Linked DNA regions of Mus musculus: region 1 is linked to region 2. The links are chromatin loops, found by intact Hi-C in ENCODE. Cell type or tissue: heart. All regions are shown on one strand. Links, peaks and the distances in the headings refer to the core of each region. The heading gives the core; the rest is flanking DNA. Region 1 holds the start of Psmb3 (proteasome (prosome, macropain) subunit, beta type 3). Region 2 overlaps Srcin1 (SRC kinase signaling inhibitor 1).

Region 1 (14,744 bases), core at 4,332-9,331, 170 kb after region 2:
CCAACGAACTAGACTTTTCTTCTGTAGGTATTGGTTTCTGATACCACAGAGAGCGGGTCCTGCAGCCTCCAGGGACACCAGCTACAGCCCTCCCTTTGCCTTGCTGTGCACCAAATCAAATCAAGCCCCAGGCCACGAGAGGTCATTCAAGGTCACATCCTAGCACTTGACTAATGAGGTGGATGGGATCTTTTAAAAAATTCTTTCCCCCTTCCCTTCTCTCTCTTGCTCAGGCCCATAGTTTGTTTGTTTGTTTGTTTGTTTGTTTGTTTGTTTGTTTTGTTTCTCATTACTGATGGCTGGCTGCTGGGATTTGAACTCATGACCTCTGGAAGAGCAGTCAGGGCTCTTAACCAGCCCCCACTCCATGTGATCTTTGAAAGCACTGTTGTGAAGTCTTCTCAATTTACAGATGAAAAAAAACTTAGATGTGACTTGCCCAAGGTCACTCAGAAAAAAAAAAAACGGGCGATGCTCGGACTCAGCGGAAGAGCTGAGCAGGTGGGTAGAAGGACAGAGAGCGACTGCTGAGACGCCCATCCTGTGGGCCTGCTGAATGGGAGGCAAAAGCTAATGCCTTACACCACCTCCGCATTACAGATGGGGAAACTTAGGGCACAATGGAAACCAGAACGAGCCAGAGTATAGCATGTAGACATGAATTTCTAGCATTGGTTCCCCTCCCGGCATCATAGACCCAGCTCTGCAAGCAAATCTCATGTGTTCATGTACGAGTCAGAGGGGTTCTGCACCAGGACACAAAATCTCTTATCTTTTCTTTCTTTCTTTTTTTTTATTATTTATTTATTCTATGTAAGTACACTGTAGCTGTCTTCAGACACTCTAGAAGAGCGAGTCAGATCTCCTTATAGATGGTTGTGAGCCACCATGTGGTTGCTGGGATTTGAACTCAGGACCTTCGGAAGAGCAGTCGGGTGCTCTTACCCGTTGAGCCATCTCACCAGCCCCTCTTATCTTTTCCTAACCTTTGGCAGTGGTACAGCCCTTAGCATGGAAAAAAGATAGAAGCCTCGACCTACCACTCAGTTCCTGAAAACAGAAATAAATAAATAAATGAATAAATAAAACAGTAATAAAGAATTTACAGACAGCAGCTCAGTAAGATGCTCACATCCGGAGCCAGACACACCCCCTTCATCTCTTACATCCCCAGCACCCAGAGCCAGATAAGCCTGGTCATGCACACAGGCCAGACAGACACTTGGCCAGACACACACCACCACATACACAGCAAGGCTGGAGCCAGGCTCCTACTCCACAGATGCAGAAGTCATTTCCACCCACCCCATCACATCCCTGCCTGAAACTGGAGCCACAGACATTAACCTTCTGCGAACCTCTAGTCCTCTCAGGGCAAATTATAATTTAAGTCTTCCAGCAACAAAGACAGGTCAGCGCCCCACCACCACTCCGCTATAGGGTCCGGGGTGGGGGTAGGGGGGCGCTACAGTAGGCATCTGACCTGTATAACATGTAACCTCTTCCACTTCAGCCTCTCTCCATTCCCATGGCAACAGCTCCATCAACCACTCAGGGAGTTCCTTTCCCCCTCCCCTGCTCACCTCCCAAGCCTTCAACTTGAACAGGATCAGGCGACGCGACAGCCGGACTGGATCCTGGAGGCTGTTTCCTGCCTTATTCCAAACACAGTTCTAAGTGTGCAAGCCCCAACCTCAAACCAGGGGAACCCCTGGGAAAACCTCTCCACCAAAATGCTACAACAGAGCTGGCTTTATGCTCCTCCGATTACAGTAATAACACCTTGGAGCAGGGATGTGTGTATGTTGGGGGTGGGGGTGGGGTTGTCATGAGTTTCGGGAACAGCACAACTGCAAGAAGTCCAGAGAGGGAGGCCCAAGACTGTGAGAGCCAGCTAAGAGAAGCCCCTCCCTCAGCGAGAGGAAGACCAAAAGAGACTGAGGCAACATGGGGGATGGCGGGAGCTCGGCCGGGGGCTACGAGAGACAAAGACGCAGGGACAGCTCTAGGTAACACCTGTACATACTTAAACATATTTAAATTTACACATACACACACCCTTCTCGATCAAGCAACCACAGCAATTTTGGATAGACCCGGGAAGTGAGGGATGGAAGAGTAGGGGGCTTGCCTAGACGCCCCTGGGAGTCAGGAAGGGCGCGGGGCGTCTGCAGGCTCAGGGTTCCCCGGGTTTCAGAGCTAGCAGCGGCAGAGCTCAAGGAGAAAAGAGTAGCCGCTTCCCTTTTCGCCTCCTGTGGCAGAAGGGCCAGCTCATCAGACCCCTTGGCCACTCATGAAAAGACAGAGCATGCTAAATCTCTCCTCACTCCCGTTCTTTCCCCTCCACCCTTGCTTCCCCGCGAAGCCTAGGTCAAAGGATCAGGCACCCCCAGTGACCGAGTGGCCACTCCTTCCCTCCCTAGAGCCAAAGTTTGGTGGGGCCCCGGGAGGGAGGTAGGGAAAAGCTCAGCCGAGGTGGTTCAGGGAGGGGGCGGGGCGCCTCGCACCGGGACGAAAGGGACCTCTGGGGGAGGTGCCCAAGATCCCGACCCCAGGAGTTAGGGCGCCCTCCCTCGGCCACCAGAAAGCCAAGTCCCCTTCCTCCGGGCCTCAAGTCCTCGCGCGTCTACCACGCTCACTGCCCACTCGGGAGGCGACCCTTGCCCGACTCGAAGGGGCCGAGCCACAGTCTGCTCCAGCTTGTGGAGATCCTCGGGTCGGGGGCGGAGGGGGGGGCGAGACCCACCCTAGCGTATGTCCCCAAAGCCCTCGTGGCCGCCCGGACCCTCCCCCTCGATACCTCGCAAGCAGGGTCTTAGCAGGGGGCTGCTGCACAAAGAGGAGGTGGTCGAGGGAGACTCCAAATCGTTAAGAGGGGGAATCCACTTCGGCCATCTTGGAAGGGAGGAAAGGAAAAAAAAAGAGAGAGAGACCGGGAACGAGAGAAAGAAAGGCGGACCGGGCGAGCTTGGACAGCGGCTGGCGGGGCGGGAAGGGACGCGGGCGGCAGGCCAGGCCGGGGCTCCCGGCTCCCATTGGGGTCTGCGGGGAAAGGTGAACGGGTCCCGGTCGCCAGCCCTAGACGCTTACGAGGTAGCAAGGAGGCAAGCGCGAGTCGGCGTCCGCTTACCTGGCTTCGGGGTCCGGTGGGTCTCGGGGAGGGGGGGATGGGAGGGAGGGAGGGAAGGGAGGGGAGGGGGACCACAGCCCTGTCGCTCGCTCGGTCGGCGGGAGGGGAGAAACCTATGATAAGAAAGGAGTTTGTAAGAGCAGCTTGGGGAGGGGAGGGGACCAGAGGGGAGGGGAGGGGCCGTGGGGGGGGGCAAAATGGCTTTTTTCCTCCAGACAAGAGTAGGTCCCGCCCACTACTCACCCACGTGACCTCATTCCTTCAGGATGTTTGCAGAGAGGGAAAGAGGAGGGGGAGAGGCTAGCTCAGCTGCTCCCCACCGCCTTGCGCTGGGCTTCCCCCAAACCAAGAGGAGACCACCTCTTATCCAAGCAGATCCCTTGAACCCGGAGGAAAGGTCCTATTGTGTTACCTTCAGTCATGAAACCACCACCTCCTCCTAAAATAAGTGTGTTCTCCCCACTTCCACCGACTCTGCGATCCCTACCCTAGCTGGGGAGCTTGGAAAATGGTGAGATGCAGACTGGGCGGAAATGTGTCTCGCGGCACCCGGTGCGTCGCCGCTACCAAAGGGCGCTTGGGCGGGGGACGCGGCGCCGCTGGCCACGCGTCCGAGTGAGGTTCGCTCACTCCAGCTGAATCCCTTGGGATTCCTAAGTGCGTGTGTGATCCCCCCCCGAGCGTGACCTCACCGCCTCCCCACACCGATTCGGGGTCCTCGCACCTCGCGGGAAACGCACGGTGGCCTCGGGGCTTGGCTGTGGCCGAGGCTGGCGCGCTCAGCGTGCTCGGGCGGAGAAGAATGGAACGCAGTCCGGGGCGGGGAGAGCAGCCCGAGACACGAACTCGGGCGCCGAGCCAGAGACACAATAACTAGCCGAATTCGAGAGGCCCCGACGCAATAGGAAGCGAGGAGTCGAGAGAGGACGCGCGCCTTTTCGCCGCCGGTGCGCCTCCCTCGCGGCCGCGGAGGGGCCGGCGAGCGCGAAGGTGGCTGGTGCCAGCCCACTCCGACTGTCGCCCTCGGCTCCACCCAGCGCTCGCTCTCCGGTCCCCAGCGGCTCCGGGCCCCGGGCAGAGTAGGAAGGAGAGCTAGAAGAGACGGCGCCAAGGAAGCGAATCGATTCTGCGTTACCACAAGAACCGTGGACCTCAATAGGTCGCTCGATTTCGCTGATTCGTTACTTATGATTTATTGGGGGGTGGCCACTGTGACTGTCCCTCCAAAGAGCTCGATTATCCGGCCTGAAAAGCCTTTAAGCGCCTGGTGGGTTGGCTCGAGTAAGGAACGAATCTTTGTCGAGCCTGCCTCCTCTCCTTGTTCCAAGCCTAAAGCAGTCCCGAAGTGAGTGCTTTTATACACTGGACCGCTTATCAGGAGCCCTGTGAAGTCTGTCCGCCCAGTGACCCCACCAGCCTCAGCTCTCAGCCTGCAGAGCCGAATGACGGTGTAAAGGAAAGGCAAGAGATTTCCGCTTAGATCGGGTGGTCCAAGTGGGAGCGGAAGAGGCCCCGGGAGGATCGGTCACTTGCTTCCCAATCCCTACATCGGGTACCACGAGCTCACAGGCTACTGTGGAAAGGGGTCTCGAGTTAGACACGCCCACTGTCATCACGGCCCATGTGTCCCAGCATCTTGAACTCTGCTAGAGCAAACACAATTGCTCAACGTGAAGGGTACTGCCTGGCTACCTTTTGTTTATTGGGGTGGGTATCCATTTGCTCCTCAATTATTAAGGTCCAGTTCCAAGGAAACCGCTGGAGAGTAGGGACACACTGAAGACCCACCACCCACTAAGACTCCAATAAATCATCTATGCTGGGATATTGCTAATCCCTGTGGTTCATCGGGAGAGCCGCTGACTTAACTGTCCCAACATCGAAAGTTCTCTGTGCCAACGGCAAGTACTGTTTTAGGCACAGTAGGTAAGCTGGGCTTTGACACCGAGCAGGGCCAGCGAGGGCAATAAGCTGGAAAAGTCCCTTCTCCATGTTTGAAGCGCCAGGTGATCTGCAAACATAGAAGAGGGAGTCCACAAGAGACTTCCTTTGAGCCAAATGTCTAGAGAACGGATGGAAAGAGTCCCTTGCACATCTTCCTCCTGCCCACCTTCTCCAGTGTGCTCAGCGAACATGAAGAGCGCTTATTTTCCACCAAGTCTGTAGCTTACCCTGTCCTCTAGTTGATTGCCACACGTAGTGAGCAGTCAGAAATCAGAGGTTCCCAGAGAACAGGAACCCAGAACATCAAGGCAAGGACCAACGGGCATCTGTTGCCATCGGAAACAAGAGCAAGGAGAAAATCCCTTTTAAATGGTGGCACTAGTTAGAGAGAGTCGTTCCTTCTTGCTTTTGTGTAGCTTTACTTCTGTGTCCCTTACACCTCTCCCTCTTGCAAACGATGCCCTTTGTTGATCTCTGTATTTATTTCCCCATCTTCCGCACTGTCTACTTAGGCCCCCTCATGGTATGCCTTTCTCTGTAGATCACAGCTAGGTTCTTCCTCCTTCCACTCTTTTATCCCTCACTTTGTTCCTGTGGTTTTTTTCCTGACTGTTTCCATCCACCGGGACAGATTTCCTCTTTCAAGTTGCTATCGTCCACTGATGCAGACAATGGGAAGCTGTCCAACCTCCGCAGCAAAATTTATTCTTAATCCAAGGAAAATTGCATTGTTAAACATGGCAGTGAGACAGAAACTTGGCTTTGCCTTTCTGTCATCCTGATTGGGAGAAAGAATAGTGAGAGGTGGTGAGGAGACGTTAGGGATAGATCCATTCACTGACCATAGACGGATTTCTAAATACAGTGACCATCTGGGTTGGTGTATCACAATTATTGCTTCTGGTACCTCGGTACCGAATGTGGCTTTGGAGCATTTGCGATTTAAAAAAAAAAAAAAAAGGCCGAGACCGTCCCTGGGTGGGCTCGAACCACCAACCTTTCGGTTAACAGCCGAACGCGCTAACCGATTGCGCCACAGAGACGGTGACAGTTGTTTGTGAGGCAGAGAGCCGAGTCAATAGTACTGAGCCGATATGGCGCAAGACCAGTCACGACGCAAGCAGTTACAGTAGCTTAGAAACCCAGCGGAACAAAATCTGATCTCGAAGAACAGCGAATCGAGGCTGTGGCGGAGGGAACAGTGGTTGTGCAAGGGAAGGGAAAGCAAGGGATGCACACGTCCCACCTGGGCTGCCCTGGAGCCGTTGGCCCAGGCTATCCTCGGTCAGTGTCTAGGATGTGGCACAGAACGTTCCTTTGTAGAGTGAACAGAGACTTAGGGCTACGTCTGTCGGCCAGCAGGGATTGGGAGTGAGAGACTCCAAACGCTGAACAACCTGTAGCTCACTCCCGTAAAACAAAACAAAAGCTCCATTCTGGAACTAAACCCTCCTAGCACGAACCCTCGGCACGATCTTCCCATTCTGCAAAGAATGGGCGCCTTCGGTATACTCGGTGCCGATAGGTTAATTGGCGCCTGCAAAAATCCCGGTGAACAGTAAGGATTTGTGAATGAACACTGGAAGTCGGGTAGCTTGAGTAAAATGCCTAACTCCTGCAGCACCACGGTAAGCGCCAGCTTACCTACTCTGCTTACAGCACCAGCCCCACAAGGCCTGTCCCAAGCCCACGTGTTGCAAACTCCGCCCCTAAACGGGATGGCCCGAACTCCAGGTCCGCCAAGATCCCAACATGCCCCGGACCGTAGGCTCTTCCGCACTCACAGTGACTTTTCACTTTCCGCTTTCCATACCTCCGTTTTGGTGTCTCAACCAAACTATGCATATTTGTGACTGACGGCATGAGTGTCCAATAGAAAGCTGAACTAGTCAATCCGAGTCGGCCCGCCAGCCAATGGGGAGGATTCGGCAAGAGCGTTGACCCTGAGAAAGCCAGAGCCGGTTTGCAGGCAACGCTGTGGGGATCGGGCTTCCACTCCAGCGCAATCATGGTGAGATCGGGGAGTAAGGAAAGGAGTCTGGGATGGGAACTGAAAGCAAGGACGAGTAGTGCTTGGGTTCGGGACGGGGAGAGCCTGGTGGTCAGTAGAATGCACATGGGAGTACCGTGCAGATGAGTGCGGTTCCTGGGTGCCCCACCGGGCCCATCTCAGGGCTGGAGCTCCTGGCGTCCTGGCTCCTCCGGAGTGGAGGGCACGGGTATATGAGCTTTGGGGACCAGAACTGATGTGAAGGTTATGGTCCCACTTAGCTCCACGAACTGAGCCCCTTGATTTGTTTGTCCCCAGTCTATTATGTCCTATAATGGAGGGGCCGTCATGGCCATGAAGGGAAAGAACTGTGTGGCCATCGCTGCAGACAGACGTTTCGGGATCCAGGCCCAGATGGTGACCACGGACTTCCAGAAGATCTTTCCCATGGGTGACAGGCTCTACATAGGCCTGGCCGGCCTGGCCACTGACGTCCAGACAGTGTAAGTGTCTCCAGCCCCACCTTCACCCAGGTTTCTTCGTTGAGCAGCCCGATATCAGCCATCTGCCAAAAGCCACGATTGAGTGTGAGACTCAGCTGAACACCACAGCGTTACGGAGATGGGTCCTAACCTATGTTTTTCTGGCATTACCTTGTGCTCTGCTCTTTGTGAAGAAGCATTTTTGTTAGGGAGTCCCTTAATCACCGTCTTAATATTACTGGCGAGCCGTCTCATTCTGCAATTGAAAAAAAAATTGAGACCTTCCTTCAAGATGCACAGTAATGAACGTCAGCCAGAATCCTACTGTAGGTCTTTCTAAAGACCGTGGGCACTCGCTAAACCAGTAGGCGGCTGGCAAAGCAGACATACCGAACGATAACTAACCATGATGAGCTGTTGGGTTTTAACTGCCCACTTTACTTACCTAGTTGACAGTGCTTATGTGATTTGAGTGATGGGAGGGTCTGAGAGGGGAAACGGGTTGTCTGTGATGGCCCCAGTGTGCTGGTTCTGATCGCTGTGGTTGGTGGTGGGAACTTTAAAAACACAATTCATTGATTATTATTTTACGTGTATGTGTGTCTGTGCACCACATGTGTGCAGTGACTGCAGAGGCTAGAAGAGATTGTTGGACAACCTTCCCCCCCAGCAACCCTCATGACCCAGCTTGAATTACAGGTGGTTGTGAGCCACCATGTGGGTGCTGGGGATAGAAAGCTGGAAGAGCAGTCAGTGCTCTTCATGCCTGAGCCATCTCTCCAGCCTCTACATTTATTATTATTATTATTATCATTTTATTGTTTGTATGCCCGGGTTCCACAGCCCTGTGTGAAGGTCAGAGGACAGCTTGCAGAAGTTGGTTTTGCCTTTCCATCATGTGGTTCCAGGCATTGAGCTGCTTAGGCCTGGCGTAGGTGTTACTGCCCACTGACCCATCCCACCATCTCAAGGATGGGATGCTGTGAGTTGCTGAAGAAAGACTCATTCATTGATTCACTGAGCATCGAGGTCAAGAGTCAAGTCTTGCCCTGACCCCCAACCCTGGTACTAGAAATTGAAACCAGGATTTTGAAAGCTTAAGCACATGATATGCTATTGAGTTACATCCTCAAACCCAAGCCCTCATGTTCTGTATTGTTATTACTATTAATATCTAAAAGATTTATTTTATATGTATGGATGATTGACCACATGTCTGTCTGCGCACCAGCTTCATGTTGTGCCCCCAGGAGGCCAGAAAGGGGTGTTGGGTTTGCCCAGAACTGTAGTTGTGAGGTGCTTTGTAGGGGCTGGGAATTGAACTTGAATTTTGTGGAAGAGCAGCCAGTGCTCTTACCCATTGAGCCATCTCTCCAGTGCCTTTTTATTTTTTATTTATTTTTCTATTTTTTTTTTAATTTTTCATTTCCCACCCCTTTCCCTTCTCTCTCTTGCTTTGGCCTGGCTCGCTCCAACCATATATATTTTTTTTTTTAATTATTATTTTTTTTAATTTGTCATTACGGATGCTGCCAGGCGGTGGTGGCACAGGCCTTTAATCCCAGCACTTGGGAAGCAGAGGCAGGTGGATTTCTGAGCCAGCCTGGTCTACAAAGTGAGTTCCAGGACAGCCAGGGTTACAGAGAAACCCTGTCTTGAAAAACCAAAACAAACAAACAGAAAACAAAAAATGTGATTTAGAAATAGTGCCATTTCATATAAGAAACTGGCCCCGCTGGGCTTTGGATCTGTGGAGGATCCCGGAACTTTATGGTTACTGAGGGAACATGCGAACACACTAACATCTAGTCTAGTGCACAGCTGTGACATTTCACAAATAGTTCTTATTGTGGGCATGTTGTGACTGAAATTCGCAGTTAGGACTGGGACAGATGGTAATCTTTTTAATGTCAATTTTGAGGAGCTAAGACACACCCCTCAAAGGGGTTAGGGTTTTGAAGTTTGGAGAGGGCTTGGTGGAGTGTTGAATCTCAGGAAGCAGAGTCTAGAGGGAGAGTATGGGGGGCAGGCTGTGAGCTACACCTAGAAAACTGAACCTTTATTTGTAGTAGGGGACTAGGGAGAAGTCAGAAAAGGAGAGGAAAGGGAAGGCAATATGGCTTAGTGGGTAAAAGTGCTTGTGGCCAAGCCCGGTGACCTGAGTTCAATCCCTGGAATCCAGATGGTGAAAGGAGACTACTGACTCCCTCTACAGGTTTCCCTCTGACTGACCCATGTACGATGTGTTGCAAGCTTGTGTGCACATACTCTAAATAAAATAACAACAACCAGAAGAAGAGGTGGGGGGAGGGGGCAGAGAGGAGGGAGTGGAAGGGGAAAGGTTGTGTTAGGATTTCCCTGAGCTTGAAGCCTCAGCTGCAGCAGGTGGTAGCATCAGAGGAGACAGGAGGGAAGCTTGTCTGCCAGGGAGGGAAGCTTGCCTGTCACCCCAGGCTTGCTCAGCCACTCTGTCAGCCCTCCTTCACTATGGCCGACTGCAGAATCTTCTCACTAGGTTTGTCTGCTTACTGTGCACAGCAACTCCTGATTTATTAGACCTCGGTCTCCTTACCTATCAGAGATGAAATAAATTCACTCCCAAGACTTTGTTCCTGTGTCTTGGGAAGCCCTCTTTTGCTTAGTTGGTGTGGCGTTGGTTGGTTCTGTGCAGGGTCTATCCCAGAACCCCGAGGTGGCCTAGGGGACACAAGGTCATCCTTCCTAGGTACCTTCTCATCGGCAAGTGTGTTCCTTGGTAGGGACAGAATCGTATGTCCTGTGACTGCCACAGGTTGAAGACTGAGAGGACTTTAGCAATGACTCGGGCTATGTTCCTCCTTCCCCAGTGCCCAGCGTCTCAAGTTCCGACTGAACTTGTATGAGCTGAAAGAAGGTCGACAGATCAAGCCTTACACCCTCATGAGCATGGTGGCCAACCTCCTGTATGAGAAGCGGTGAGTGGGAATAAAGACCCGGTCCTGCGGGGCTCAGAGGCTTGGTTGACCCAGTGGTGTGGGGGATGCTGTGGGGAAGCTGTTCTATGATTCCCCACTTTCCTTTATTTCTCACCCTACTGTCCATCTGTCCCTCCCTCATTCCTGCTTGTTCTGGCTAGCCTGCAACTCCTCGCACACACCAGCCTGGCCCTGAGGTCATGGGGATGCTCTTCTGGCCTCTGCCTCACGAACACCGGCTCACAGGATCTGCCCTCCTGGTCCTTATTTGCAGCACACTGTCCTTATCATTATTTGCAGCACGCCGTCCTTATTTGATGCTCTGAGTTCCTGCCTCACAACCAGATAGGAACAAGAGGGCTGACGTCAGGGAACCCAGAGAGCCATGAACTCATTTGGAGCCCCACTAAAGAGTTCTGGAGTCTTGTTAGAGCTTTTCTCTCCACACTAGAGTCTAGGGATCCATGTGTTCATTTTTGCTTCATTTATTTTGTTCGATGTGTATGGATGTGCTCTTGTATTCACAACAGAAAGAGGGTCTCTGTAAACTGGAGTCGTAGGCAGTTATAAGCCACCATGTGGGTGCTGGGAACCAGACGCAGGTCTCTGTCCGGTCCCAGTGTGGTAGTTTTTATTAGTAAAGATACGCACCGCGGCCAGGATGAGCTGAAGGGAGGCCCGCAGGATGGGAGGTGAAATGTGTTTGTTGTTTTCTGTCTCTTATCTAATGTTGGTGCTCTTAACCTTTTATTCTAAACTCAGCTTAGGTTTATAGAAAGACTATTAACAGAAACAGCAACAGGGGCATGGTTGGAGAGATAGCGTAACTGCTGCTCTTGCTTGCGGAGTTTGGTTCCGTGGTGGCTCACAAGCATCTGTGATGGGATCTGATGGCCTCTTCTGTTGTGCATGAAGGCAGAGCACTCATATACATGAAATACATGAATGAATAAATAAATTAATTAAAAAATACATTCTTGGGATTAGACAAATGGCTCAGCAGGTAAGAGTTGTTATTTTTGTAGTAGACCGGGATTGAGTCTTAACACTCATGGGACAGCACATGACAGTCTGTGACTCCAGTTCTAGGAGGTCTGATGCCCTCTTCTGGCATCTGGGGACATTGTGATGCACATGTAGGCAAAACACCCATACACATAAAATAAAAATAAAAACAAGAAGTTCAAGGTCATCATATCTCTAGAGAGGATAATATAAATTTATAAAATTTCTTGTAGAAATTGGTGCTTACGAGGTTTGAAAAACTCAGGGTCATGATGTTCCTGGCTTCAGCACCCACACACATGTGCATAATTAAAAACTTAAAAATTTTTTTCTTTTCTTTTCTTTTTTTTTTGGTTGGTTGGTTGGTTTTTGAAACAGGGTTGAAAACAGGGTCTCTTTGTGTAATAACCTTGGCTGCCCTGGAACTCACTCTGTAGACCAGGCTAGCCTTGAACTCAGAGAGATCTACCTGTCTTTACTTCCCAAGTTTAAAGGTGTGTGCTACCCTCCCCCGAAGACTTACACACACACACTTAAAATAAAATTTTAATAAAAGAAACAACTTTGCATCAAAGAATCCTATTGGACCTGGGCATGAGGGCATGCACCTATCATCAGAGCACTGGGCAGTTAGAGGCAGGAGGATGCAGAGTTCAAAGCCTGGAAACATGGAAAATTGGAGGCCACCTGGCTCTGTCGGAGCCTGGCTGGGGCAGAGAAGCATCTCACCCTCTGTTGAAGTTGTAAGCTGGCCTGCGGAGACTAGATGGCGAGAAAAGAATGAAGCCAAGACAAATTTTTCTCTGATCAAGGCCCGCTAAGAGACTGTGCTTATAAGGGGGAAGGCCCATCTCCCCCCCCCCCCCCCCCCCCGTCCATTCTTGGTGCGGGGAGCCACCCCGTAGGCGACCTGCAGGATAGGATGTGTCTCTGCAATGTCTCTAGGGTCTCTCAGCAGGTAGCAGAGTCTCAGAGAAGTGCAGCGGTAGTTGACATAACAAGTTGGAAGGCTACACCTTATATTCAGTGGCAGCAAAGTCTGAATCAGCCTGCTTCAAGGATGGGGGAGGCTACAACCCTCCTTGATTCTCCTTGATGAGAGTCAGACTCTCCTCTCATTCTCACCCCTCCTGGCTCGTGGTGAGCAGCCTAGGCCTCCTACAGACTGGGCAAGTGTGCCTTAGCCTCCATCAGACTCCCTCCCACAACTTTTTCTTTTTCCTTTAAGTATTTATTTAGTGGTGTAGTGATGTAGGCTAAGCTTAGGGCATCATACCTTCTAGGCTAATGCTGAGCCATGAAGGTCCATTTTCAGTTGTAAATAATTTTTATAGTCTTCTTTTACTGAAGACCATGCTGTGAGTAATACTGGTAGCTGAGTGTAGCCCCCTGGAACTACATGGTGGAAGAAGAGCCAGTTTATGCAAGTTGTCCTAGGGCACGTGCGCGCGCGCACACACACACACACACACACACTCTTTTTGACCGCTGCGTAGCATATATATACACCTACATACACACACTCCAATTGTAAAAAGTGCTACAAGCCCAGAAGACACGTGGATAGTTCCTGCTGAGAGACTGGCCATTTGGTGTTGAACCTCTTTTGGTCTGCTTTGAGACAGGGTCTCTGTGTAGCCCTGGCTGAACTAGAAATCACTATACAGGCCAGGCTGGTCTCGAACTCAGATGTCTCTCGTTGGACTCAGGGAGTCTCAGCTTGGACTTGAACATCAAGATCTCTGGAAGTTTTGTTTGTAGTCCAGGTTGGCGTCCAGTGTGATTCCCCCAACTTCTTGAATACTAGGATTACAAATGTGTACCACCATATCAGGCCAAGCTTTAATTAAAAAAAAAAAAAAAAAATATATATATATATATATATATATATATATATATATATATATATATATATATATATTTATTTTATGTGAGTACACTGTTGCTGTCTTCAGACACACCAGAAGAGGGCATCAGATCCCATTACAGATGGTTGTGAGCCACCATGTGTTTGCTAGGAATTGAACTCAGGACCTCTAGAAGAGCAGCCAGTGCTCTTAACTGCGGAGCCATCTCTCCAGCCCAAGTTTTAATTTTTTAAAATTGTTTTTGCAATAGTGGAGCTCAAATGCAGGTCTCCATGCATGCTAGGCATGTGCTCTGCCACTGAGCCACACTCTAGCCCTGTCTCAAATCCTTTTTTTTTTTTTCTTTTTAAAGATTTATTTATTTATTTTATGTATGTGAGTACATTGTAACTGTACAGATAGATGGGGTTGTGAGCCTTCATGTGGTTGTTGGGAATTGATTTTTTAGGACCTCTGCTCACTCCAGTCAATCCCTGTTGCTCTGGCCCAAAGATTTTTTTTTTTATTGTAGCTGACTTCAGACTCCCCAGAAGAGGGCGTCAGATCTCATTACAGATGGTTGTGAGCCACCATGTGGTTGCTGGGATTTGAACTCAGGACCTTTGGAAGAGCAGTCAGTGTTCTTACTCTCTGAGCCATCTCGCCAGCCCTCAAATCCTTTTTCTATCTTTTTGTTTTTTGGTTTTTGTTTTTTGTTTTTGCTTTTTGAGACAGGGTTTTTCTGTGTAGCCCTGGAACTCACTTTGTAGACCAGGCTGGCCTCGAACTCAGAAATCCGCCTGCTTCTGCCTCCCGAGTGCTGGGATTAAATGTTTGCGCCACCATGCCCAGCTCTTTTGTTCTTTTGTGTGTGTGCTAAATCCTTTTTTTTTTAAACTTGTTTATTATATGTAAGTACATTGTAGTTGGCTTCAGACACCCCAGAAGAGGGCGTCAGATCTCATTACAGATGGTTGTGAGCCACCATGTGGTTGCTGGGATTTGAACTCGGGACCTTTGGAAGAGCAGTCAGTGCTCTTAACCGCTGAGCCATCTCACCAGCCCCTAAATCCTTTTTCTAAAGAGGTAGAAGTATAAATGTGCAGAATGAGTGCAGTCCTGGTTGGATCAGTAAGGAGATTGAGAAGGCAGAATTCTCAAAGAAACTGGGAAGGGAGGGAGAACCAGGAGGAGGAGAGGTCAGAGAGGAGGGTGAACACATCTTAGACATTGCCAGATGCCAGGAGAAGGGGAACGGGCTGCACAAAGCCGGCCCCTCCCTTGTCTGAACGGGCATGTGTGAAAGCCAGTGCTTTGCATTCTGGACTCTCACCCCGGCCACAGGTTCGGTCCCTACTACACAGAGCCTGTCATTGCTGGCCTGGACCCGAA
Region 2 (14,744 bases), core at 6,325-11,324:
GCCTAGGCAACAGTGATCCAGAATGGCCATGGGTTCCAGTCACACCTTGGCATCTCACCACGGTCACTGACCTGCTGCATCCTGAATCTCTCCTCCAAAGGACCCTGACGTGCAGGGACTTTGGCACAGGGTAAAGATCTATGGGAATCCTATAGGCTGTGGCTTGTACTAATGCAAGAGCCTGAGCCCTCTGGCATGAGTGTCTCCAGGATTCTAACCTCAGAGTACTGAGGCTTGAGGGGTTTGGAGCATGAGCTATGCTGAAGACTGCCTGGGTGGGTGGGTGGGGTCTCAGTAACATCGTGCAAGTCTGGGGCTTTCAGAGTATAGTGAGTCTTAGGGGGTCCCTGAGTCTTAGGGGGTCCCCGGGAGAATCTGAGACTATATAATGAAAATTCAAACCTACCAGGACGAGTTTTAGACTCGCTTCCCACTTCACAGTGGAGAAGAAATAGAAGCTAAGAAAAAGGGTCCTGGGCTAACAAAGGCTTGGCCGGGAACTTGGCCTGGCAGAGGTTGTGTTCAGTCACGCCGTGACCCACCTCCAGCTCAGCAATGATCCTCTCCTCGTCGTCCTCGTCCTTGATGGCAGAGGCCATAATGGGCGGCGTGGATGCGGGGCGGACCACCTCAGACACAGCACGGCGCAGCTTCACCTGGGGCTTCTGGACCTCTAGCTCCTCGGACTCAGCCTTCTGCAAAGCCAGGCGCCTATCAAGCCCAGGCCCCTCCCTCCTCCAGCAGTGCCACCCTGCCAGGGAGACCCACCCCTGACCCTGCCGGAGCCTGCTGTGGGGTCAGAACAACACACAAGCTGGAACTCAAGTTGGGTTGCCCTGGCTGACTCCCACCCTCTCAGAGGTCACCTCAAGCCCGTCCCCCCCAAACCCCGCCAATTGAAAGCTGTACCTTGATGAAGACTGAGTCTTTCTTACTGGTGACCACCACTTCTCCAGTGCGTGTTGTGGTCAGGCCATGGGAGGAAGGGAAGCTCCGGCGGGGAGGGGGTGGCGGGGGTGACTTGGAGGGCTTCTCTGTGCGGTATCGGGGCACTGTGAGCTCATCTGCAAACAGTGGGGATCCCCAGGAACCCATCACCACAGTGTCCACAAGTGCTCACTCCTCCAGAAATGACCAAGAGGACAGCTCAGGTCAGGGCGGGGAGGAAGGCAGAACCCATTCCTTTCCATTTCCCCATGCCTGCCAGCGGCACACCCAGCCCCTCTTCCTCCAATAGCCCTCAGCCGCTCAGTGCTGACTGTGAGCCTGGAACACAGAGGCACCTTGGGGACCCTTTACTTGGAGCTGCTGACCCAGCCTGGGCAGGGACTCTGTGCCATTCTCATGGGCACAGCTGCTCCTCAGCCCCACCAGACTCTGAGCTCCCTCCTTTCTCTGAGGAGCCTGTCCTGCTCTTGGCCCTGCCTTCCTCCAGCCTGGTTTCCATGGCAACCCATGGAAAGGTCACTCAAGCCATAACACCCTTGCCTTTGATTCTCTGTGGCTTTCCACCAACCCAAACAGTCCAAGTTCCTAGTCCAGCACCTTCCACAACCTCTCAACCTTGTTCTGTTTTAAGAGCCATCATGAACCCTGCTCAGCCAAAGCCATACCTCCCCTGTGCTCCCTGCCAGGCATGCTGCCGTGGGAAGGTGCAGCTCACTGGCTGGGAAGTGCCTGCTCATGTTTAATGCTCCAGTGGAAAAGCACTCTCCTCCTTTCTGAGAGTGTACAGTCCCAGCGTGGCACAGGAAGGAGATGCACTTAGCCCCTTTGTTCTAGGGACATATGAAATGTGGCCTGGGACAGATTCTATAACCATTTGAAGTCTGTCCTCTCTGTAAAGAGGAAATGATTGTGTCTGCCTTCTGCAACTGATGCAAAATCATTAGGAAAGACTGACACTCGACACTCGGTAGGCATCATGTAGTCAGCGCCTGTCTCACCGGCAAATTCACACGCCCAGTAGAAATGACTCAGAGGTTAAAGAGGCCGGCTGTGCAAACCTGATGACCTGAATTTGATCCCAGGATCCACAGTGGAAGGAGAAAAATTAATTTCCACAAGTTATCCCCTGTCACGTAGGCACTTCCATCCACACGCACACACGCACAAACAAATAAGATAATTACAAACATTTTAAATAAAAAGAAAATCCAGGGGCTGACGTGGTGGCGCCGGAAATGAGCACACTGGCTGTTCTCCCAGACCCAGGCTTGAGTCCCACCACCCACATGGCGGCTCACAGCTATCAGTAACTCCTCTTCTAGGGGATGTGACACTCTCAGGCCTGCTTAGGCACCAGGCACATACGTGGTGCACAGACATACACGTGGACACAACACACACACACACACACACACACACACACACACACGAAAATAAAAATTCTGAGCTCCCTGAAGCACTCTTCATGGTCAGGGCTGCTGGCAGCACTGATGTAGTACCTCTCTTTCAGATGTTGCCTCCCGCCACTGGCAGGCTTGGGAGGTCACAGCCCTGTCATGGTGGCCAGCAATATACTGCCCTCAGAGCATCCTTCCTCTCCCTCAGGCAGGTTGGGCTTGGATGCACTCTTGTCCCCTGCATGAGCCTCCCAGGAGCAGAGGGGAGAAAACTGGACGGACCCCAGCTTACCCTGTCATTCTGTGTCCTGTCCCTTCAATGACTACTAATGGCTAGCACCCCATTCTCTGGCAGTGTGGCTACCATGGCAATCGCTCTCCAGTGCTTCCCCCCTAAGCCAAGCTCTGAGGATGGGGCTCCTTCACCTCTAGGACTTTATCCCCATACCTGATCCTCTTCTCCCACTGGGCTCTGTCCGGGGAGCTGCCTTCTGACCATGGGGTGCCTTAGGGGGCTTGTGGTCTGGAGTGGGAGCAGGGCCTGGGTGGGTCTTGCTGGCACAGTCCAGGTCAGGGATAGCCTTGAGCAGCTCAGCCTGGGTCTCTTCCAGCAGCCGGTTGATGTCCTTGGCGCTGTACTGGGTCAGGGCTGCCCGCTTCTCTTCCCAGTCTCTCTCCGCAGCCTTGAGAAGGAAAGCAGAGCTGAGGTCAGGACTCTGGCTCAGGAACCCCTGAGCTCCTGGCATCAGCCCCTCCTCCAGCCACTAGTGCTAAGAACAAGAAGAGAACTTTACACGAGACTTGGCCCCTCCTAGGGTGCTACACACTTGTCCCTGTATCTTAGAGAGGCCACTCCCAATCAGATACAACATTATTGGGTTTATTTCTGGACATTCTATTGTTTCACTGACCACCCAGCTTATGTTTATGCAAGCACCATATTGCTTTAGTTAGTTTAGCTTTACAGTATACTTTCTATTGAGAAGGGTACATGTCACCAATATTTCTCAGATCCTCCTCCTAAGGAAAAGAGCCCACGTGCTCCTTCAGTACCTGACATTCCAAGTGACAGCAAGAACTGTGAGCCTAGCTCATGCCCCGCCCTGGCCCATCACCTCAACAGACACAGCTTTGTCCGTGTTTCTCTTGCTGGAAGCATCCAGGCCTTTGGTGGGGTTAGTGCTCTTTGGGGTGAGAGGGGTGCCTTCGGCAGGTCCACTCAGCTCGTGAAGATTCAGTGGAGGACTCGGGGGTGGTATTTCAAAATCCAAGCCTTTGCTGAAGTCGGTTTCAGCTGCCACCTTCTTGGGGGACTGGTTCAGGAGGTTGTTGGGGGGGGGCCACATACCCTCATCCACTTGCCTAGGGTTGGGAGAGTGAGGAGCAGCTAGTGAGCAGTGGTAGCCCCAGGAGGGGAACTGAACCTGCAGGCATCAGGGAGGCTCTGGGAACTTGCAGGAGAGATGGGGGAGCCCAAAGAGGTATGTGAGGGGAAGCCAAGGCATGCAGGGGTCACAGGTCCGAAGTGAAGGGCAGAGCTAGCTGGCACACAGTGATCTCTGCCGAGGAGTCAGGATAAGGGGTCTGGGCCCAGTGTGTAATCCCATGGGAAACTAAAGATCAAGTAGAGAGTGACCTTCGGATCTGGGCCAGCGTGTCAGTGACCCCCCGGCAGCGCTTGAGGAGCCCGTCAAGGCGTTGAGGTTCCTCCTTCAGGAACTTCACTGCCTCCACCTCCACGCGCAGCACCACCCGCATCTTACTCTGCAGGCCTGGGAAATGAGCTGAGAGGGGAGGGGGAGTAAGCTGGCTGGGTAGGCAGACTGAGGAACTGGGGCACAGCAGGGACACCCCCAACACTTAGGTCAGCCTCGCCAGGGCAGGCTCACCCTTGAGCTCCGTCAGCGTCTCCCCAAGCTGCTTCAGCACCAGCGCCTTCTCTTCCAACTCAGGACCCGGCACTAGCCGGTGGTTATGGGCCACGTCTCTCTGGATCTTCTCCACTGACTTCTCGAGGTCACTGCAGGCACAGAAAGATCCTTCTCAGCCCCTCCTGGCCCCAGCCAGGTCCCCCCAGAAATCGAGCAGCTGGGAAGAAATCATGTCACCAATCAGATCAAAATTAAAAGCGGCAGCCAGGTGTAATGGTTTACTCCTGTAATCCTAGCACTTGGAAAGCTGAGGCAGGAGGATTGTTGAAAGACTGAGGCCATGCTAGGCAGTGGTGGTGCATGCCTTTAATCCCAGCGCTTGGGAGGCAGAGGCAGGCATTTCTGAGTTCGAGGCCAGCCTGGTCTACAAAGTGAGTTCCAGGACAGCCAAGGTTACACTGAGAAACCCTGTCTCGGAAAAAGAAAGAAAGAAAGAAAGAAAGAAAGGAAGGAAGGAAGGAAGGAAGGAAGGAAGGAAGGAAGAAAGAAAGAAAGAAAGAAAGAAAGAAAGAAAGAAAGAAAGAAAGAAAGAAAGAGGGAGACCGACAGACAGACAGACAGACAGACAGACAGACAGACACAGTGAGGCTAGCCTGGGCTACATAGTAAGACCTTGACTCAAACAAAACAAAAAAACAAAACCAAGTCACAAAATTAAAATCTATTCCCCAGGCTACACATCCATGTGAAATTGGAAATGCTGGATTTCAAAAATAAGATTTTCAAATAGTTCCTGAAAGGAGTCCGCCCCACCCCCCAAGCTCTGATATACAATAATATCAGCACTCCTGCCTTTCCCTCAGTGAGAAACCTCAGACTCTTCCCCAGACACACTGGAGAGCCTGGAGGCCATACAGTCTCATAGGGACCTAGAGACAGCTGTACACTTCTGAGGGCACAGCCACGAGTGTCACCTTTTGTCAGAGCGATCGTGCCACAGAGTCTCTCTTCCTGAGGCTACAACTGCCTTGGGTTTTCAGCTGGTTCACTGTAAACACTTAGGATCTCACATTTTCCTAAAACCAGGGGCGGAGCAGAGTGGCATGAGCCTGTAATCTCAGCACTTGGGAGGCTGGGAGAACAGGAGCACAAGTTTAAGGCCAGCCTGGGCTACAACAAGATGTCTCAAAACAAACAGCCCAAGAATCACAAACCAAGGCGCCAATCCTTGTGTTAAGCTCTTAACGTGTGGGTGGGAGGGCCAGGAGATGGCTCAGTGGGCAAAGTGCTTGCTGGGCAAGCCTGAGATCGTGAGTTCAGATCCCCACACCCATCTAAAATCTGAGCATAGTACAGCAAAACTTCAACCCCAGCGCTGGGGGAGGAGGAGGAGGCAGAGAGTGAGAGACCTGGTTCCCAAAACTAAGGTAGAGGCTAAGGTAAACTAAGGAGAAATGGCTTCGTGGTTAAGAGCGCTTGCTGCCTCTTGCAGAGGACCTGAGTTGGATTCCCAGCACCAAATTAAATATTTTAAATATCACAGGATGAAGAAGTGAGAGAAAGAATTACAAGCAGGTTGGTCATCGCAGTCCTACCCGTGAGTCAGAATCAGATCAAAATTAAAAGCTGCACTCTGAATCATCTGTCACTCACGTGCGGGACTTTACATACATTCATGTCATCTGTTAGATTTCAACCCAACAGCCCACGTGAAAATGACTTGAATCTGTCTTACCATCCGGCACGTCTGTTCTGTTTTAAAGTTCAGTGTCATCAACCAATCCCACGAGCATGCCTTAGACATCACCGGCCAACCAGCCGATGAAAACACAAACCAGGGCGGAGCCAAGGACAAAGTCCTGAGATTCAGCGCTGCTGGCTAAAGAACTACCCTGCGTTAAGCATTTCCTGTTCACCAGGTTGGCACCCGATGGTCAGGCCTGTACAGTACATGCATTTCCTTATTTTAACCCTAAAACAATCCTGTCGGTGGGAACGCTGCTTCCAGCCGACACACGGACAAACAGTGGTTCAAAGACTAGGCTACACTTCCCAGCTTCTCTTGCAATTAGAAGCCGGCTTTCAAGCCAGGCAGTGGTGGTGAACACCTTAATCCCAGCATTTGCGAGGAAGGCAGAAGCAGGATGATCTCTGAGTTCGAGACCAGCCTGGTTTACAGAGTGAGTTCCAGGGCAGCCAGGGCTACACAGAGAAACACTGTCTCAGAAAGGAGGGTAAAAAGTGGCCTCTCACCTGAGGGAGGCCTACACAGGGAAGTCGGGACAGAAAGGTCACGTTCCTGGATCTGGCCCATGAGGACCTGCCATGCAAGCTTCCTCTATGTCCTTGCCCTTTCTGCTTGGTTATGAAGAACCATGGCCTGGGTAACTTTGGAGGAGGTGTATGTTGAACATGGCGGAACCTTCTGCCGTCTAGATCTGCATTGCAAACCCATCTACAGCGTTTTCTAAGAAAGAAAGATCTATCTTTTTGTTTTTAAAGAATGATGTATTTATTGAACTTTAGGTGTGTAAGTGAACCTGTGTGTGTAGGTACTGTGTGCTGGCCTGGCACCTGCAGAAGGCAAAAGCACTCACATTAGAACCTCTGAACAAGAGGTGGTTGTGAACCACCATGTGGGTGCTGGGGACTAAATCTGCAGTGTTGTTGTTGTTTTTACTAAAGAGCAATAAATGTTCTTAACTCCTAAGCTATCTCTCTGAGCCGTCTCTCTAGCACCTTTAATTAATTTTTTTGCAGTAGAATCTCAACATATCCCAGGCTTGCTAAAGATATATATGTAGCTGAGGATGGCCTGACTAAAGACACTTCTGCCCTCCTCCTGAGAGTAGAAGGCTTACATCACCACACCCAGCTAAAGTCCTTTGCTTTAGAACCATTAAAGGACTCAGGGGTGTTTTGTTATAGCATCTGCCTTAAAGAAATAAGGAACTCTAACTGAGGTTTGACCTTGAAAAGGGGGGTGGAAAAAGCGCTGAGATAAACTAGTTCAAGGTCATACAACTATTCTGTGTGGCAGTATGTACTCGTGTGGGACTGCAGCCATTGTGTCTCTGTAGTGTCTCACTTCCAAACTAAAGGGTCTCACTTACCTTCTGTCCCACGCAACTTCACTCCAGCACATGGGGCAAACAAAACAAAACAAAACAAAACAAAAACCCAGAGCTCTGGGTCAGCAGACAGACTCCAGGAGTCAACAGGCTTCAGTCAGGGGACCATATCTATCTAGACAAAGCCCAAGGCGTTGGCTAGACGGTCAGGTGAGTGGGCCCAGCAGGAATAAAACCAAAACCCAGGCTCAACTGCCAGCAGGTTGCCAGAAAAGAGGAAGGAAGGAACAGAGGAAAAGGAATATGGGGGGGGGGGAGCGCATAGGGGCTGCAGGACTCTTCACCGTGTCTAAGGCAGGAGGCGGGTGATGGTCCTTAAGGCTAGTCCAGAACCAACATACGGCCCAGCCCCTGCCTCACTCAAGGTGGACACGTGCCACCATCAGTCCCTGGGTTCTCTACAGTGAGCAGTCCAGGCAGTGGGTATGATGGGGTGAGGATTCTGTGTTCCTGGAGAACTGAGGCTCCCAGGAAGCCCAGGACCAGACAGTCATGAAGACAAGAGCACAGATCGGTCCTTTCATTTCTTTTGCCCCAGAGCTTTGATGGTTCCCCCCCTTAATTTCTCTTTAATGTCTCAGACTAACTCCTTTTGAAAATCCTGGCCCAGCTCCTCTATGCAAAACGGAAAGAGACAAGGAAAAGATGGGGAAGCGGAGGAAACAGAATCCCTGACACAGCGTGGCAGTCTCCGGTCTGCTTAAAGATCTGCGGTGGCTGTCACTACGTCATCCCACCGAGACAGGATGGTGACTTGGAGTTACTGCTGCTGGCTCATTACCATGTAAGGGGGCTCCTCACTGCATTTCAGCTGCATGGGGGGGTGTGACACAGGATCTTACCTTAAACATTACCAAAATGCATACCAGGTTTACCTGGGACCCCATTGTGTGACCACCTCATAAAGCCCCGGTAAGGCCCCAAATATGACTTAGTGGGGTAGCACCCTAGAACAGTTTTCTTGGCTCCCTGGTTCTAAGTCCCTTAGCACAGTCAGGCCCTCAGCTGTTTCCAAAAGAACTGTAAAAATATCAGCACTGATGACAATGCTGAAGCACGGAGGGGGTGGCAGCCACCTTCTTCACGTAGCCCCTAGATTCTGGAGCTGTCTCTGGATCCCCTACTGCCCCGTGTCACTAAAAAGGACCACAAGAAAGGAAGGGGCCTTTGCCTCAGCCCAAACAACTCAGGAGAAAAGGCTGCGGTTAGATGATGGCGCTGCTTCCTGAATGGACAGGGGAAAACTGCAGCATCCCCCTTCGCAGGTGCCAGACAATGGAATTGTGGCCAGACAGCCATTTGCTAAATCTGGATCAGACAGTCTTCTGTTAACCCTTCCATGTCTAAGCAGGGTTGGGTTATTCTCTGTTTATCCTTCTTCAAGACTACTAGAGCCTGGCTTCACTTTGCAGAGGAAGGGAAGGGTTTTCTTTGATGCTTGGTCTCAGGGATCAGGGTGGTAAGGGGTCAGGAACCACCTGGGCATGTGACAACATCCCTGTCGTTGCACCTTCTGGTTCAACCCAAGGGTGAAGCTGTATTGGTCTTAGGTCAGAAGGAAAGCAGGCACAGGGTAGAGGGAAAACAGACGGCTGGCGTTATGAGAGTAGGCAGCAGGCCATAGGAAGCGATACCATGGCAGAGGCAGGCACCAAGCCAGAAAAAAAGAAATCAGGAATTGTGCCAGATGGCCAAAGGTTTGTGGGTCATAGAGAAATCAGGCCACAGTGAAGGGTGAAATCAGACTTCAGAACACCAACAAACGTCATCTGTGATTTCAAATAAAGGACCTGCACCTTCCATATGAGCCAGGCTGTTCACCGAAGCCGCATCGTGCCCCCTTCTCCCCTGAGAAGTCTCCGGTCCTCTCCCCACCCCGCAACCCCTACACGCCTGGACCCAGCCTCACTTGAGCTGCTGAGTAATGAGCTCCTCGTCGTTGAGGTAACGCAAACGCTCCTCCTCCACCAGGGTGCGCTGCCGCTGCAGCGGGTCCTCCTGCCGCCGCGCCGCCTCCGACACGCGCATGCTCAGCTCCGCCTCGGTGCGCTTCAGCAGCGCGCGCACCGACTCCTGGTTCTGGAGCTGCGGAACGCAAGAATGCTCGCGTGGACCGGGTGGAAGGAGGACGCATGTTGGGAAGGGTGGGCAGAGGGCAGCCCCGCGTAAGCAAAGCTTCACAGAAGACTGGGTTGCTGGGCTATGGGTGTGTGCTGCCCCGAAGGCGTGGCAAGGTAGAGAGAGGAGTTGGGGAGAACCCAATAGGAGATCCCGGCCAGGGATGATAAGGCTCATGGAGGAGGCAAAGTTATACTGGGCTTCACCCAAGGCGACATGGCTGTGAGCAGCGGCGAAGACTGGGACAGCTGGGCAGGGAGATCAAGGTTATATTCTGGAGAAATATAGGGGCAGAAGAACAGGATGAGAATTTCTGTGGCCAAAGAGTAACACTAGATAAGGCCCTGACGACAGTGTGACTGTGGACCTGTGGCCTCAAGAAGCCCTGAGTGGAGACAAGACCTGAGGTGAAGGATTCAAAGTGAGATCTATAGGGTCTGCCGATGTAGTAGGAACTGCAAGACGAGTGCCCCAATTGACGTGGGTGGCCAAGATCTTATCTGTGGCCCAGATGGCAGCTCTCTGCCCTCCGCTCCCAGCTTGTCTCTGCTCATTATCCTCACCTGACAAGCCCTAAGCCCCTCTTGAAGAGCCGGCACGAAGATGCCAGGCTCCTGACAGGTGGAACCATCTGCCAGGCAGGGAGGGACAGCCACTCCAGGCTCAGAAAGGGGGAGCTGAGGAGACTTGGGGAATAAGGTTACAGGATCTGAAGGAACTGGGACCACCGCAAAGGATAGTGCATGGAGGGAGTGGTGGGCACAGCTCAGAAATGAGGAAGGGGACTAGGACTCAATGACGTGTCGGGGCTTGGTGAGGTTTAATAGTTAAGTGGAAACTAGAAGGGGAGGCAGACAATGGGTCTGAAGAAGGACCACTGAGCAATGAGGGACTCCGCTCGCTGGAGCGAAATGCTGGGGAAAGGTGGGGCAGCATTTGCAGAGAGGTTACAGCTGGTAGGTGAGGGTGGGGTAGGTGGGGTGTGCGGTGGGCGGGGAGGGGGCGGTACCTGGAGCTTGCGCAGCTGCTGAAGCTGGCCACGCAGGTCGCTAGCGCTGTTCTGTAGGCCACGCAGATGCAGCTGCATCTGCAGACGGCTGACAGCAGTGGGCTGCCCTGCAGGGGTGCTGCTGGCCGAGGGCGGGGGAGGGCCCGACACCGGAGTGGCCCCGCTACTCTTACTGCCTGACCCACACACTGCTGAGAGAGACCAGAAGAATGAGCCATCAGGAGAGTGGAGCAAAAAGGGAAGGGGCGGGGCCTCTCCACTCGAGGCCCCACCCCCAGCCAGAGAGGCACTGTCTGGTTATGACTGTCTACCCCAAGTGATGGTGAGTTCTCGCAGGAGTAAAGTGGAAATCTGTGGCTCGCCCATGATGTAGCTACTCAAGCTCCAGTTAAGGATTAGGAAACTAACCCTAAAACTCTGAGAGGAAGAGAAGAGTCACTCACGTGCTGAGGGAGTGGCTGCTCCATTGGAGCCTTCAACCTTCTCACTGTGAAGGAAAAAAATAGAAAATGTCCACGGGGGCCTGGACTGGCCTCAGGCCATCAAAGCTGAATGGGACCTTAAGCATCACCCAGCTCCCTGATCTTAGGATAGAGCCAGGGAAAACAGAAGGGAGTCGGAGTCACACAGTAGACACAGGGCTTCTAATTTAGCTCACTGTCCGTATCTCTGCCTCAAACTCAGGCCCTGACAGTGTGTTGAGGGGGGGCGGGAAGGGGTGGACTCTCACCTTGGGGTCTCCGGCTCTGAGCCTCGCAGTAGGGCACTCTGTACTAGGCCAGTGAGGCTGGCAATCTGCTTCTCCATAGCCTCCATGCGTTCCCTGGGGAGGAGGGTGGGAATCAGCCCCTCCTGTAAAAGCGTGTCCCTCCTGCCCAACCTACTTCCTACCTCTAAGATTAGCAACTAGGGGACAGTTAGTCTTCCCCTGACTGGCCCACGGGATCAAACCCCCTAGCTCTCCTCTGCCTCTCTCACCAGGACCACCTCTACACATGTCTGAAATCCCAGCAGTTGTGTGTGTGTGTGGGGGGGGTGGCCTCGGCCACCCAACAAGACCCGGTCCCAAGAACATGAAACACAAACACAAAAAAGCCCAATTCCGCCCCCCCCCCCCCCGTCCCGAGCCTGCTCCAGTGGATTTCAGCGGGGCTATGTGCTGGACAGCTCACTGCCCGCCCAACACTAATAAAGGGGCAGGGTCAGCGCTCCATTTTACTGCTGGGTAAACTAAGGCTAAGGAAATAAATACAAACGTGGGTCTCTAGAAGTATCACTTGAGGCTTCACCCATCCCTCCAATGTCCTCCCTGCCAGATAGGAGACACTCTAGCCACCTCCTTTGTCGGAAGATACTGCCACCCCTCTGCAGGTCCAAATCCTTCCTCTGTGGCTTCTATGTCTCCTCACCTGGTCTCTGTGTCTTTGGCTGGCACCGGCGGCCCGAACCCTACAAGGGAGCGCTCCCCAGGTCCAGGGAAGAGTTCAGAAGGTGGTGCTCCGGCCGTGGAGGCACTCCCGGTGCTGCGGGCCTTGCCTCCAGGACTCTCAGCAAAGACCGACGAGGAGCCCGAATCTTTGCGGAAGGACTGGCGCACCGGCGAGCCGCGGCTGGGTGGCCCGGAGTAGGGGCTGTGCGGGGGTGGAGGTCCCCCGGAGGGCGCCGAGACGTCGGCCAGCTTCTGCGGGGACGAGGGCGGCAGACGGAAGCCATAGCCGTCTCCGTAGAGCGGGCCGCCAGCGCCCGCCTTGTACAGCGAGTCCTCCAGGTCGGACTGCAGCGCGGCAGCGGAGTAGGTGCTGAGAGAGCGCACGGAACCCCGCTTGTACAAGCCGCCCGCGCCCGGGTATGCGAATGGGTCTCCCGCCGCGGCGGCCAGGCTCAGACGGCCCTCGTGCAGCAGCCCGTAGGGATCGGCATAGAGGCCCTCGCCCTTCACCAGCACCATGCCGCCAGCCTTGCCCGCCAGGTCCTCATCTGGCTTCACGTCGCGCCGCTCCAGGATGGCGCTGGGGCTGGGGCTCACGCCCTGGCCGGTCGGGGCGCCTCCCAGTCGCTCAGCCGCGTGGTGCACCGGGCTGCCGGCGTAAGAGGGCGGCCGGCCCCCAGCATAGGAGAGGCGTGAACGCGAAGGCGAGCCCGATGGCAGTCCCGAAGGCAGCCCCGATGGCAGCCCTGGAGGCGGGGAGCTAGATGCTAGGTGCGATGCGGGCGACAGGTTGTTGAGGCGCCGCGTGGGCGACGACTCCCGCGACGCGTAAACCATTTCTCTCTGAGCAGAAGACAGCCCGAAAAGCCCATGGAGCAGGTCACGAAAGCGGCTTCTTTCTCCTTGCTTGAGAAGCCAGCACCCCACTCTTTCCCCTAACTAGGCTCTGTTCTTTCCTCTTCCAGTCTATCCTGGGCCCCTTGCCCATCAGTACTCCTGCATGGGAGTAAACTGGCAGACACCAGAAAGGCAACCCCTCAGCCCGTCCTTGATGGGAACAGGAAGAAGAGGAAAGGAGAGGCTGGGAGAGAAGGCTTACAGTATCTAAAGGCCCCTTAGAGAAATCTTGAGTGGACAATTCGGAAGGTAGGTGAGCTGTGGGGTGCACAATTAACTAGGGCACCTTGTCTCAGACTCCCATCTCCAAAAACACCCTAGTTCTATATTCTCCCTAGACCCCACTTGCCCAATCTCACCAGTGTCTTGGGTGCTCTCAGACATACCCGGAGGTCACCGTTGGTGAGGTGTGAGCCAGGAAAAGCAGCATACAACGGCTCCTTCCTATAGATCTTAATGATACTTCGGTCTTGGATATCCCTGTCAGGTAGAGAGAGGGACAGAGGGTCACTATGTGGCCCCCAGCTGTGCATGATGGGAAGGGCAGCAGCTAGAACCCTTTTCCCCTTTCCTAACTCCTACACTCAGTGCTCAGTGTCTCCTGGTACCTTGGGATGCCTGTTACCAGCAAGCAAACTTGCAAACGGATGGGGGCAGGCACACACACACACACACACACACACACACACACACACACACAGAGAGAGAGAGAGAGAGAGAGAGAGAGAGAGAGAGAGAGAGAGAGAGAGAGAGAGAGACTCCACCTGTCCACTTTCACAGCCTAGGTTAGTGGAGACCCACAGAACTGGAAGATTGAGCAGAGAGGGCGGGGCACTAGGGCTTGCAGAAGGCAAAGGGTGAAGATAGGGTGCAGATTGACCTAGGGAAGGACCACCAAGGGTCCAGAGCTCTTCAGAGGAGTGTGGGGAAGTCCACCCACCCCCCTGGAGCCGCGCCCACCGGACGTCTTCCAGCTCGTAGAAGACATTGCGAGCCTCGTCCTTGATGAGGATGGCGGTGTTGGGCGACTTAAGCATGCCCATGGTGAGCTTCTGAGGGAACATGTGCGCGATGAGTGCGTGCAGCGTGTCCAAGCTGCTGACCTCATGCGTGATGTGTACACGTCGTGTCTCCTCTCCAAACTGCAGGAACAGGACCCCTGCGAAGGAGACGCGCCCATCACGCTCACTGCCTCTGCCAATGCACCTCACGCCAGGAGAGTGTGGTGAGCCCTCAGGAGCGGCATCCGTCCCACAATGACAAGGTCTGAGGCCAGAGGCCGCCCCCGAGTGCAAGTGCACCCACGCGCTCCTCATGCCGCCGGTTCGCAGCCGGCCTCTTCGAGCACCCACCAGACCCCAGGCAACTAGAGTCTGGACGCAGAAATGGCGTTAGGGGCAGGAGCTGGTAGAGCAGAAACTGCAGGAAGGTCGGGAAAGTTGGAGGGGCTGGCGAAAACACCGGGAGAAAGAAATAAAATGAGGAAGAAAAAAGGATTGGATAGAGGAGGCCGAGAGGTAAGGGCCAGCAGGGGATGCTAGGGTATAGCAAAGGAGAAAGAGCGCTGAGGGCAGCGAGGACTTGGGGAGTGACAGCCGCTAGAGGAGGGGGTGGCAGGAGACGGAGAAGCAAAGGGCGGGAGAAGCCGGAGGGAGGAGCTGTAGCAGGGCCGGAAGACGAACAGGCTGGGCAGTACCTGGTGAGCGCAGCTTGGTCTGGCTGGCAGAGCGGGAGAGAGGCAAGCTCTGTCGGAAGCGGTTCATCCTGCTGAAGCCCAGGGGCAGCTCGGCCTCGGACATTGTCTCCAGCGACTCAGCCGAGGCGTAGGACAGCTTGGCTGCCTGGTCTGCTAGCCCTGGCTGGGCTCCCTGAGTATGGCGCGAGCTGCGGGTCTGCAGGGGCAGGGTAGGGCGAGAGGCACCAAGCATGAGCCCCCACCCCCAT

The links. A loop is a pair of places that touch in the nucleus more often than their neighbours do. Peaks named below come from ENCODE experiments on the same cell type or tissue, not always from the same donor. Only the 100,000 strongest peaks of a DNase experiment are listed, where the experiment ranks them.
Region 1: a loop joins it to region 2, with 2.4 times the contacts of the local background. A loop is called at or near these places in 1 of 42 quality-filtered maps.

What each region holds. Positions count from the first base shown.
Region 1 is chr11:97,696,406-97,711,149 of GRCm38, forward strand. Psmb3 (proteasome (prosome, macropain) subunit, beta type 3) reads left to right here and starts at 7,029. Exons shown (of 6, transcript NM_011971.4): 1 at 7,029-7,085; 2 at 7,383-7,567; 3 at 10,393-10,500; 4 at 14,697-14,744. The coding sequence starts at 7,083. n-TNgtt8 (a tRNA gene) reads right to left here and starts at 6,117; the gene lies at 6,044-6,117. Pcgf2 (polycomb group ring finger 2) reads right to left here and starts at 3,243. Exons shown (of 10, transcript NM_001163308.1): 1 at 3,131-3,243. In heart, for the core only: no CTCF peak of the experiment used is centred there; DNase peaks (open chromatin) are centred at 4,566, 5,166, 6,246 and 6,896; H3K4me3 peaks cover 3,845 bases; H3K27ac peaks cover 1,996 bases.
Region 2 is chr11:97,522,548-97,537,291 of GRCm38, forward strand. It overlaps Srcin1 (SRC kinase signaling inhibitor 1), which reads right to left. Exons shown (of 20, transcript NM_018873.2): 5 at 14,497-14,692; 6 at 13,761-13,959; 7 at 13,187-13,280; 8 at 11,884-12,746; 9 at 11,205-11,297; 10 at 10,918-10,961; 11 at 10,475-10,665; 12 at 9,257-9,432; 13 at 4,235-4,365; 14 at 3,982-4,129; 15 at 3,461-3,707; 16 at 2,794-3,028; 17 at 910-1,064; 18 at 543-695. Among named protein-coding and RNA genes, the nearest start is that of 4933428G20Rik, 30 kb to the left of the region's middle. In heart, for the core only: a CTCF peak has its summit at 9,321; a DNase peak (open chromatin) is centred at 9,374; H3K4me3 peaks cover 1,392 bases; H3K27ac peaks cover 387 bases; H3K27me3 peaks cover 4,689 bases.